Linked DNA regions of Mus musculus: region 1 is linked to region 2. The links are chromatin loops, found by intact Hi-C in ENCODE. Cell type or tissue: heart. All regions are shown on one strand. Each heading gives the region's core, and the rest is flanking DNA. Links, peaks and the distances in the headings are about the cores only.

Evidence for each region. Hi-C counts contacts between places; a loop is a spot of excess contacts. Peaks named below come from ENCODE experiments on the same cell type or tissue, not always from the same donor. Only the 100,000 strongest peaks of a DNase experiment are listed, where the experiment ranks them.
Region 1: it touches region 2 in a loop (2.0-fold over the local background); 3 of 42 quality-filtered maps call a loop at or near these places.

The regions. Positions count from the first base shown.
Region 1 is chr5:73,297,328-73,302,715 of GRCm38, reverse strand. Ociad1 (OCIA domain containing 1) reads right to left here. Exons shown (of 9, transcript NM_023429.4): 4 at 1,999-2,052. Among named protein-coding and RNA genes, the nearest start is that of Ociad1, 7.2 kb to the right of the region's middle. In heart, for the core only: a CTCF peak has its summit at 3,318 (motif pointing left); no DNase peak of the experiment used is centred there.
Region 2 is chr5:72,982,039-72,987,426 of GRCm38, reverse strand. No RefSeq gene overlaps it. Among named protein-coding and RNA genes, the nearest start is that of Slc10a4, 22 kb to the left of the region's middle. In heart, for the core only: a CTCF peak has its summit at 3,152 (motif pointing left); no DNase peak of the experiment used is centred there.

The DNA of each region.
Region 1 (5,388 bases), core at 260-5,259, 320 kb before region 2:
TATGTACTTTGTGTGTATGGTTGGCCAGCACCCCAGGGACAGAAGACAACTTGCAGGAGGTGGCTCTTTCCTCCACAAGTGGGCTCAGGGGACAGAACCCACGATGGGAGGCTTAACAGTAAGCCTCTGCACTTTCAAATCATCTCACTGCGTCAATCAAGGGGATGGAGCTGCAAGCACTGTCTCTAAAATCCATGGCACTGCTAGCTTAGAGTAGGGTGTATGTAGCTCAGTGACAGAGCAAGGCCTTCAATTTCCAGCTCCTCTTATGAAAAATGTGCACAGGATACAAACAAAAAGCCAAAACAGGACTCCAAAGAATACCATACTGTTGTAGGTAGAGGCTACAAAAGTCTGGTAATTCACAAAATAAATTTAACAAGCAACTAACTCTGCTGACCACACCAGTAAGGCATTAATCCTTAACCTACACTGAATCTCAGAGATATACACTGCACTACTTAAGCTAACAAGTTAGTTCCTTTGGGGAATATTAAAAAGATTACCATCGGCTAGGGACATAGCTCAGTTGGTAAAGTGTACATAATAACCCCAGAACTGGGCCTTGCTGGCCTGCCTAGTCTACCTCCTTGAATTCTGGGGCAGGGAGATAACCTGTGGAGATGTTTGATAATGACAAACAAGACCACACTCACATGTATACACAGATAAGTAAAACCGTATTATTAGCCAGACTCCTAAATTTCTAAATTATTTTAAAGATTGGGTTCTTGGCCTATTGGGTTCTAGAACTGTAGTTACAAATAACTGTCAACCACTGTGTTGGTTTGAATAAGAATGGCTCCCTAGCTTCCTGAGTTTGAATGCTTAGCCTATAGGTCGTGGCACTATTAGGAGCGTGACCTTGTTGGAGGAAGTGTGTCACTTCAGGCTTAGAGGTCTTATGTGCTCAATCTAGGCCTAATAATGTGGCACACAGCCTCCTCCTGCTAAAGATCCAGATGTAGAACTCTCAGCTCCTTCTCCTGCACCTCGTCTGCCTGCATGCTGTCATGCTTCTTGCCATGACAATAAAGGACTAAAGCTCTGAAACTGTAAGCCAGCCCCAATTAAACGTTTTCTTCTTAACTCGAAATAAGATAACTACCACATGGGTACTTGGAATCAAACTTGAATCCTCTGCAATAACATGAGCACTCTTCACTGCTAAGCCATCTCTCCAGGCCTTCTAAGTATTTTTTGAATGCCAACTCATCCTTACCCATGCCCCAAAATGAGAAGACAAAGCCAGAATAGGGAACTATAGGTCTTTAAGCCAGTGCATATGAAAAACCTTAAATGTGTAAAACAGACTGCAATATTGACTCAGTATGCTTAGTATGGACCCATAAACTATATTTCTAACAATCTCTAAGATGCCAGTGTTCAGTTAGCCCAGGTTTGTTGTTGTTCTCCTTGCAAACTAGCCAGCCACAAGGGTTGGTTGGTTGGTTTTTAATGTATGCCTGTGTGAGAAGCTGAAGTGGGAACAGGAACTAAACTCGGGTCCTCTGGAAGAATATCAAATGCTCTTAACCACTGAACCATCCCTCCAGACCTAGCAACAAATGTTAAGGTACTTTTCTGCTCTTATAGATTGTTACTGATACCAAATTCTCTATTTGGTTGGTTGGGGTTTTTGTTTTTGAGGCAGGGTCTCAAGTAACCCAGGATGGCCTTGAACTTCTGATCCTCCTGCTTCTACTCCCCAAGCGCTGGGATTACAGACGTGTGCAAGCACACTCAGTTCTTTTACACAGTACCAGGGTTCAAACTCAGGGCTTCCTGCACATAGGCAGGCACTGTAACAATTAAAACACATGCTCAATGACATCAAAATATCAAATCAATAGAATCCCCTGAGTGGGTCTAGATAGTTATTCTAACACTGTATAAATTGATCAGTGATCCTGTATTGAGTAAGATCCTATTTTCTTATCTAAGAATCAGGAAAATAAGATAAAGGCAGATATCCAAAGTGTGAATGTGAACACTTACCTTTACTAATTAATCCTTGAGTAATCAGCATACTTGTGGCAGCCAACGGCACAGCTATAGGCAGAAAAAGAACTCGTCAGTATCAACGAGAGGAAAACACTGTTCTGCGTATACTAGGAGATAAATCAGTCTCAGTAACAGGAAAACCATCAAGATGAAGATTCAACAACCAAGATTTCTATAGCGGCACTGTGCATACAAAGCAAAAATAAAGGAGTATTTTCAGAAAACATTCCAAAATATTAATGTAACTCGAGAAACCATCTGTACTTAGGTTCCAATAGCAATTCATTAAAATAATCAAGTTAAAGTAAAATGATGAGGAGTCTCATCTGAAGTCACAGGAAAAGCAGGAATGCTGGAGAAGCACAGCACAGGAGGAGCACTCGGTACCAAGAGGTAATCAAATCCCACAGTCTACATGCCTCGAGTGAATTATCTCACGTGCCTTTTATCATCACATCCGTATCAGGGAGCTCACAGTACTACCAGTTACAAAATAAAGTACAGATATTAAGAACCTTACTCACTTAAATCCATATACTTAAATCAGCATTAAGTCTCACAACCTACCAAAACAAAATATGCCTAATATCTGATCCTAAGATTTTAGGCTCCACATTATACTATCTAAACCAAAATATAAAATACATTTGACCATGTGATTAGAATATCATGTATTTTAAATATTCCTTGAAACCATATGAAAATATCTAAAAGATGCCTATTTTCTGCAATGATGGGAGTTGATCCTTGGGTCACTAGCTTGGCAAGAACTAGCTTTGCTAACTGACCAGTAGACGGATCCCTAGAATGACAATAAATTTTCCAATATGAAATATCTCACCTTTTTGTACAAACAGAGTCTATACTGAAAACCCACTTTTCATCCGGGAGTCTAGAATTTCAGTACCAGATACGCTAAGTGTGCCCATGTGATCAGTCCCCAATAAAAACCCTGATCCTAGGTCTCTAAGGAACAGACACCATAGAAAGACTCGGAGATCCAAGCGTCCAGCTTCCTTTGAACTCCACCAATGCTCCTTTAATTAATTTTGCCTTTTGTTTTTAATCATAAACTATTTTAAATTCAAATAACTACATGCACCTGGTAAATGGCATACTTTATAAAGTGCCAGCGAGTAAACAGTCTTCGTGCAAACCATACAACTGCCATTTTGGGGGCTGGAGAGATGGCTCAGTGGTTAAGAGCACAGACTGCTGCTCTTCCAGAGGTCCTGAGTTTAATTCCCAACAACCACATGGTGACTCACAACCACCTGTAATGGGATCTGATGCCCTCTTCTGGGGCGTCTGAAGACAGCTACAGTGTACTTACATATAATAATAAGTAAATAAATCTTTAAAAAAAAAAAGAAAAACAAAACAAAACAAAATACAACTGCCATTTTAAGGCAAAAGCACCTCAAGACAAAACATGAAAAAAAATGAACTTAGCCTTTTCTAATAAAATATTAGTTTTGGACACAAAATATTAATTCCAGTAATTTGCATACATATGCAATCAAATCAGCCTTTTCCTTCCAACCATTTTAAACATGTAAAAATTATTTTTAGCATATTAAATACAAAAACCACATTCAGTCCATGGATGTAGTCTGCTCAACTCTTGTCTGAACTATGTGGCAATCTAAAAAGTAACGATCATTTTAACTATTATAAAAATTTTATGATCAAGATTTCTAACTCTGTAATTGGACATCAGCTTTGCCATCAGACGTAATTTGCAGCCACCCTAAGGTTTGACTGATTCCTACTTTACTTATTAACAGGTTTTACCTCTGCTGGAAAAATGCTCTCTTTAATGTCTGCTGGCTTGAATGCCTTCAAGTATTATCACTTAAGGATTTTTCAAAGGACAAACCATCTTTGATTACAGTATCAGTTCATTTTGGTTCAAGGACTGTAATACATAGTACTGAAGAACAGCAGAAGGATCCGAGGCGATGCATTAGTTAGCCACCCTACAATGGACAACACTTTCCCGTCTGAGACAGATTGACTGACAGTCCAGACGATGGGATGCTGGTGCTATTCTACTTCCATTTGCCATCATGCCATCAGACCTTCCCTTCCCTCTTACTCCATGCAGGGTTGATGGATTAGGCTTCAGGTCTATCCAACTGACATGATCTATTTTATGTCACACAAAAATAGAATGGTTAGCTGCAGGAGCTCTCAGCTGTTATCTAGTCTTAGTCCTAATTAGAGTAAAGTGATACCCAAAATGGACAGACAACTCGTGTGCTTCCAAACTGCACAGGTGATTCATAGATGACCTAGGGTTAGAACCCAAGTTCTCTGGCTCCACTGTACTATGTAATTACTACTCCTGTCTGTAAATAATCTGCTTCTTTAGGTAAATCTATAGTAGTGATGACCACTGTCCACACTATATCCAATACAAGCATTCCCACAGTTTCTTGAGGTCTTTTCTCCTCACAACTACAAAATGCTATTCTAAATTTGCATAGAAACTTCACTGTATTAGACAGAATACACACATACATTTAATAGATACCCACCATTTGTAAAATTAGAATTAATTCCCACAGCAATTACATGACATAGGTAGCTATCTTCCCCATTTTGCAGATCAACACGGACATAAATAGAAACTTATCCATATCTCACATCTCTTAAAGTGTACATAGGTGGAACTTGAATCCAGACCCAAGATCTATGTTTTTATCATTGATAATACTGTCTAATTTGAAAATAAGTAGTCATAACATCACCTCTCATAAAGAGAAGTAAGAAGAGTCTATTCACCCAGATAGAGCATTCATACATCAAAGAAAGATTTCAGAAGTCCCATGAGCAACTTATGGTTGGCTGTGGCACTGAAGCATGGCTGACTCACAAAAAGCTACATCAGTGATGACTCCCCTCAACAACTTTTAAATAGCTATTTTATTGGGGGAAACAAACAAACAAACCCTTTCCATCATCTAGGCTATTGCCACTGATGTTGGTGACATGGCACAAGTAGATACCAAGTCCCTAACATGGAAGGGTCTGCTTGCAGGACAAAGAAACCAAGCAAGCAATGTCCTCCCTAGTGGCTAACACTTGTGGTATCAGGCAGCTTACGGCAGGAGGATGGGAAAGAACTATGGACAACAGCCATGGTGGCCATGCCAAGCAAGATGTGGTTGCTGCTATAATGTTGGCATGACTAATATGGGTGCCATCTTCTTTACAATAATGAGTCTGATTTTAAATTTTATACCAGAAGGAATAGTTTACAGATGTCAAAAGGGTGTAAACTTTATAATCAGTACATTTCCAGGGAATTATAGTTACTTTACTATTCTGTTCTGATCAATACTCACAAGCCAATACTCTCCTAAGTTCCATTACTCATTT
Region 2 (5,388 bases), core at 162-5,161:
ACACACCCTTTCTCTTACCTACCCTCTCTGGCTGTAGATCTAGAAATGGCATGGTTTCCAGTAACTAATGCATGCTAGCGCCATCTTCTTTGAGAAGAGTCCCAAATTTGCTTGGGAACCAAAGAGAGCTGTAGGACAGTTAACAGCTTCCTTATGATTTTACCTCTGTTTGTAAGAAAGGTTTCCTTTAATCAAATGACTCTGCCCATTTCGCATCACTCACAACCCATTTCTTATCCTTGTACAGAGAGATTATACCATGAACAGGCCTTTAAGTACCAAATACAAGCAAATTTCCTAAATTCATATTCCTGATATGGCCCAGGCTCTTGGTTACAACTTGGCCTAGGCCTTGGCAGGTCTTAGAATTTCAGCCCGGTGTCTTTATTCCAAAGCATCTTGTTCTATGAGTGCTCAGTCACTCATTGGTTCACTAGTTGGCGGGTGCTTTCCCGTAGCACCACAGAAGAATTATGAGCGGGGCACACAGGGACCTTGGCTCTACAACTGTTACTGTCTGGAAGAACATTTCCAGAATGGAACAGCACAAATTCAAAAGGCCCATGGAGAGTTGCCCAAGAGGCATCGTGCCTTCCCATATGGAATGCCAAAGCACTTGGGACAAAGTATTGTTTTCTTGGGGCAGGAGAGATGACTCAGTGGTACTTCTTGTGGTGATGGGTTCAAATCCCAGCAACCACATGGTGATGGGTTCAAATCCCAGCAACCACATGGTGATGGGTTCAAATCCCAGCAACCACATGGTGATGGGTTCAAATCCCAGCAACCACATGGTGATGGGTTCAAATCCCAGCAACCACATGGTGGCTCACAACCATCTGCAATGGGATCCGATGCGCTCTTCTGACTTGTATTAAGACAGAGCTGGGGTCCAAGTCCAGAGGCTGGGATGCCAGTCTGAAGCCTGGTGTTTGAGTGTGAAGACAGGCAGTTACAGGCTTTCCCCTTTCGCAGGGAGTTTGGTCTAGCTCTATTCTAGCTCTGTTCTGGTCTTGAACTGAGGGCTTGAGGCCAATCCAGAACGGGGAGGACAATGTGTTTTACTGTCTGTCCCATGGTAACTGTACCCAAAACGCTTTCATAGAAACGTCCAGAACACTGTTTGACTTCCTATCTGGCACTTACACCCCATAGGAGCTGACCCATGACAGCCCCCAAACGCTTCCCTCCCCTCCCCACCCCCCCACCCCCACCCCGAATGTTTCCTACAGCTTTTGGAATTTTCAGTAAACAATTAGGCGACTAAGAGACAGATGCAGGGGAAGGTGCTGGCTGCCAAGTGTGAAGACCTGAGCTCCATCTCCAGGACCCACACGGAGGAAGGAGAGGACTGACTGCAGGAAGCTTTCTTGTCATCTCTGCTCACGCTGCCTCAGGACTAGCTATATGATCCTGTGCAAGCTCCTTAATCTTCTCCTGCCTCAGTTTCCTCACAACTGAAGTGAGGGGTTGGGTGGGGGATAACAGCTGCTTTTGCTCGGATGAAGCTGAGCAGATGGGATGAGAGTCGAGCTGAGCTGACCCCTGCTGCCTTAACTGACGCAAATCTCGGTGCTTTACACCCACAGAGGTGCTATCTGTCCTTGTGGGCTGACTGACAGTAGGTTCCACAGTGTCCTCATTCAAGCCCAGGAGAGAGAAAGAGAGACTCCATCGCCTGTGATGGTCGTTTCTGTGGGGGGAAGGGGAAACTGAGGCATCACGCAAGAGCTCTTAATGACTTTTTGTCCCGAATTTCACTTCTGCTCGTCTGCGCATTGGCTAGGGATAGTGAAGCAATCCCACCTTCCTCCTGGAGGCAAGAGAACCGGGATTCTGGCAGTCCTTCTGGTGAGCACCACAGACCCTGATCCCTCAACTCTACAAGCAAATTCTACAAGCAACTCTACAAGCGAATCGTCTACAGCTCTGCGTTTGGAGAAGAGCCACACAAAAGAGGAGGAAGTGGATTCTTGTAGAGGGAATAGGAGAAGACTGGGGGAGGGGAAAGGGTAGGTATGCCTAGGAAGAGTGGGGCTTAGATCCTGGGACTGAGATAATGAGCGATATTTATGAGTCAGGGGTTCTGAGAGTGAGAGAGCGGTGCCACTTTTCAGTGCCCTTTAATTTTGTTTTATTCTGTTGGCCCACCAGGCTAAAGATAGATGGCCCACTCGTGGGGCAACAAAGCCGAAAGGGGCTTCCTGGACCGTTGCTGGAAATATGCAAATATGCACCCCAACTCTGCCGGGAAATCCTCTCTCTGCTTCGTCTGTGGATTGGGATCCAAACATCAAACTGCTTTTATTATAAGCTGTATAGCTCAGTAATAGCACTAACACTTGCCTGGCAGGCACAAGCCCACAGTTTGATCTGCAAGATCATGTCTAAATATATGTCCACTGTTCAACTGTATGCTTCTTTATGGACCACTTAGTGGACTTCTTAGAGTGTTGTTCATGGCTTCAGAAGAAATTAAACACAAGCTAGCTTCTACTCTTAGTTATAAAATGTTTTGCTTTGCCAGGCACGGTGTCATGCACTTTCAATTCCAGCACTTGGGAGGCACAGGCAGGGGGATGCATGCCTGTGCGCCACATGTGTGCCAGCAGAGACCAGAACAGTCTGGACTGGAGTTACAGTTGAGAGCTGCCATGTAGGTGCTGGGAATTGAACCTGGGTCCTAAGGAGCAGCAGTCAGTGCTCTTAACTGTTGAGCCAGCTCTTCAGGCACAATTTTTTGATTTGGTTGTTGTTTGTTTGTTTGTTTTAGAGAAAAGGTTTCTCTGCATTCTGGAACTCACTTTTTTTTTTTTTTTAAACCAAACCAAGCTGGTTTTGAACTCACAGAGATCTGCCTGACGCCTCCCTGGGTGCTGGGATTAGAGACATGTGCCACCTCTGCCTGGCTGTTGGTCATTTTTACTAGCTAAATTTCATTTTTATAATATTGAATTTGCTTCTCCTGTTCCAAGATTCTGACCAAAGCACCACACTTAATCATCGTGTAGCCTCACTTTGTTCTGATTAATATGAAAATATCACATTGACTCATTTGTGAGGACAACCAAGTGAATCTGAATTCAAAGCAAGCCCAGAGACTGGAAACTTAACATTCCAAGAGCAAGCAAGATTGCCCCCTAGTGTCCAATGTAGATAACAGCATCCTAAACAGCTCACTGAAGAATGAAGGAGACAATTGGATATTTTGTATAAAAATGTCAAAATGGGGCCCAGCATGGTGCTACACACTTTTAATTCCAGCCCTTGGGAAGTACAAGCTGGAAGACCTCAGTGAGTTCGAGGCCAGATTTATCTACACAGCAAGCTCTAGGATAACCAGGACTAAAGAGATCCTGTCTCAAAAAAAAAAAAAAAAATTAAATTAAAATAATAAAAAATAGAGTGGCAAAATGGATTTGTAACAGATTCCTTCGCCCATAATCCTTTTAAAGACAATATTTATATAATAAGCACACCGAGGGCTACCTAAGGAAGAGTAAACTCTCCTGTCTCTTATTTTCTCCAACCTAGTGGAAGGAAGCATAGGTATTAGAGAAATCCCTTCAGTGTCTGGAACACATCAGGCTGTAAGTGTATACTCGATGCAACTGAGCATCAGGACCAGAAACAAGTGAGACCACCTGGCAGTGAGTTCTTCTCTCCCTTAGTTAAAGGGGTAAAAGGCAGGGGGGCTGGCACGCTGTTGAGTGGATGTTCTCATTGGCAAGCTCCCAGGCTCCCGGGGCAGAGAGGCCCCGACTTAGAGACCATGACTCTAAGGGTTTGGGCTTTATTTGGTTTTAGGGAGTCCTACCCGGAGAGTCCCTTCCTCCACACTTCTACTGGTATAAAGTTGTCTGTGTGCCCTTTCTAGAACAGGGGCTGGGTCTGTTTCAGAAACTGTTGGTTGGCTGGGGTAAGAGTGGGGTGCCCTAACCCTTCTGCAATGACAGATCTCTCTCTCTCTCTCTCTCTCTCTCTCTCTCACACACACACACACACACACACACACACACACACACACACACACACACAATACACACACACACACACACACACACACAGAGGCAAAGGGAAATGGGCTTAATTTCAGTAAAATACAAATTTACTGCTGGAGAATTACTATCACTGGGGCAGAAAACACAGACAACACCCACTTCTCCCATCCTGGGGTTCACAGCCTCGCATGATTTCTGAAATGGGGCGAGAGCACAGGTGGTAGAGAGAGACCTCGTGATCATTTCAGCACACCTGGGCATCTATTCATTATACTCTACTGAAGAGCAATTCGAACACCATTGTAACCCTAATCCCCCGCGCTGTGAAATCTAATAGTCCCGGGCTACCAGTGTTGGGGTGTGGATGTCTTTAGAAGGCCACAAAATTCTGCTTCTCGTGTTCTCCCTCAATACAAGAATTTAGTATTACTTATTTTCTTAATCACTTTTAATTTCCCTCAAATTCTGCCTTTATACTTTCATTTTTGTGCAATTTGAAGTCTTTTCTGGTTTGGCTATTGATCCCTAGGCTGGTGTTTTAAATTTTCCAGATATTTGTTCTTTTCAGGTACTTTCCCATAGTTGACGTCTGCTTTCATTTCTTACAGCCAGAGAACATACACTGTATGGTTTCAATACTTCTAACTGCATCCTTTTCTGCCCCAGCATGTGACCTTTGGTGAAAAGCCCACTTGCTTTGATGTTAACAGTGACTGCCTTCAAGACTGTTAATTTTAGCAAATGGATTGTGTTTGAGAGTATCGTACATCCTCAGGTAATTGTATGTCAAGTAATTTTAGATTAAATGCTGGGCATTTTCAATACTAGACTACATATTAAGATAATCCAGCATTGTTTTATTTATATCAATCTGGACAGGTTCAGACCTAAAGTTCTGGACCATTTGCTGCAGGTCTGCCCAGCAGGGCTTAGAAAACTGGATCTGTCTCTCCTGTGACCATTCAGTAAACTACGCCTTGGCACAAATTGAACCTGTTTCCAAAATCTGCAGGGCTCTCTCAGGTCTGATATACATATTTGTAGTTTAGAAGGGGAGCCTGAAGCTTGTGTTAATTAGAAACAAGAAAAAGAGTTTGGTGTGGCAGTGCACATCTTTAATCCCAGGACCTGGGAGGCAGAGGCAAGTGGGTCTGAGTTTGAGACCACTCTGGTCTACACAGAATTCTAGGCCAGCCAGGAGACACTTTCTCAAAACATTAATAAAAAAATCAAAACAAAAAAGGGGGATTTGTTCCCCATCTCTGGGCTTCCCTCTTGTCTCACAAAGGCACCCCCCTCCTCTGGACAGAAATATCATATTTCCTTTGGAATTGACACCACATCATGGCTATTGCATAACTCTGGCCATTCTCAAGAGAGGGAACTA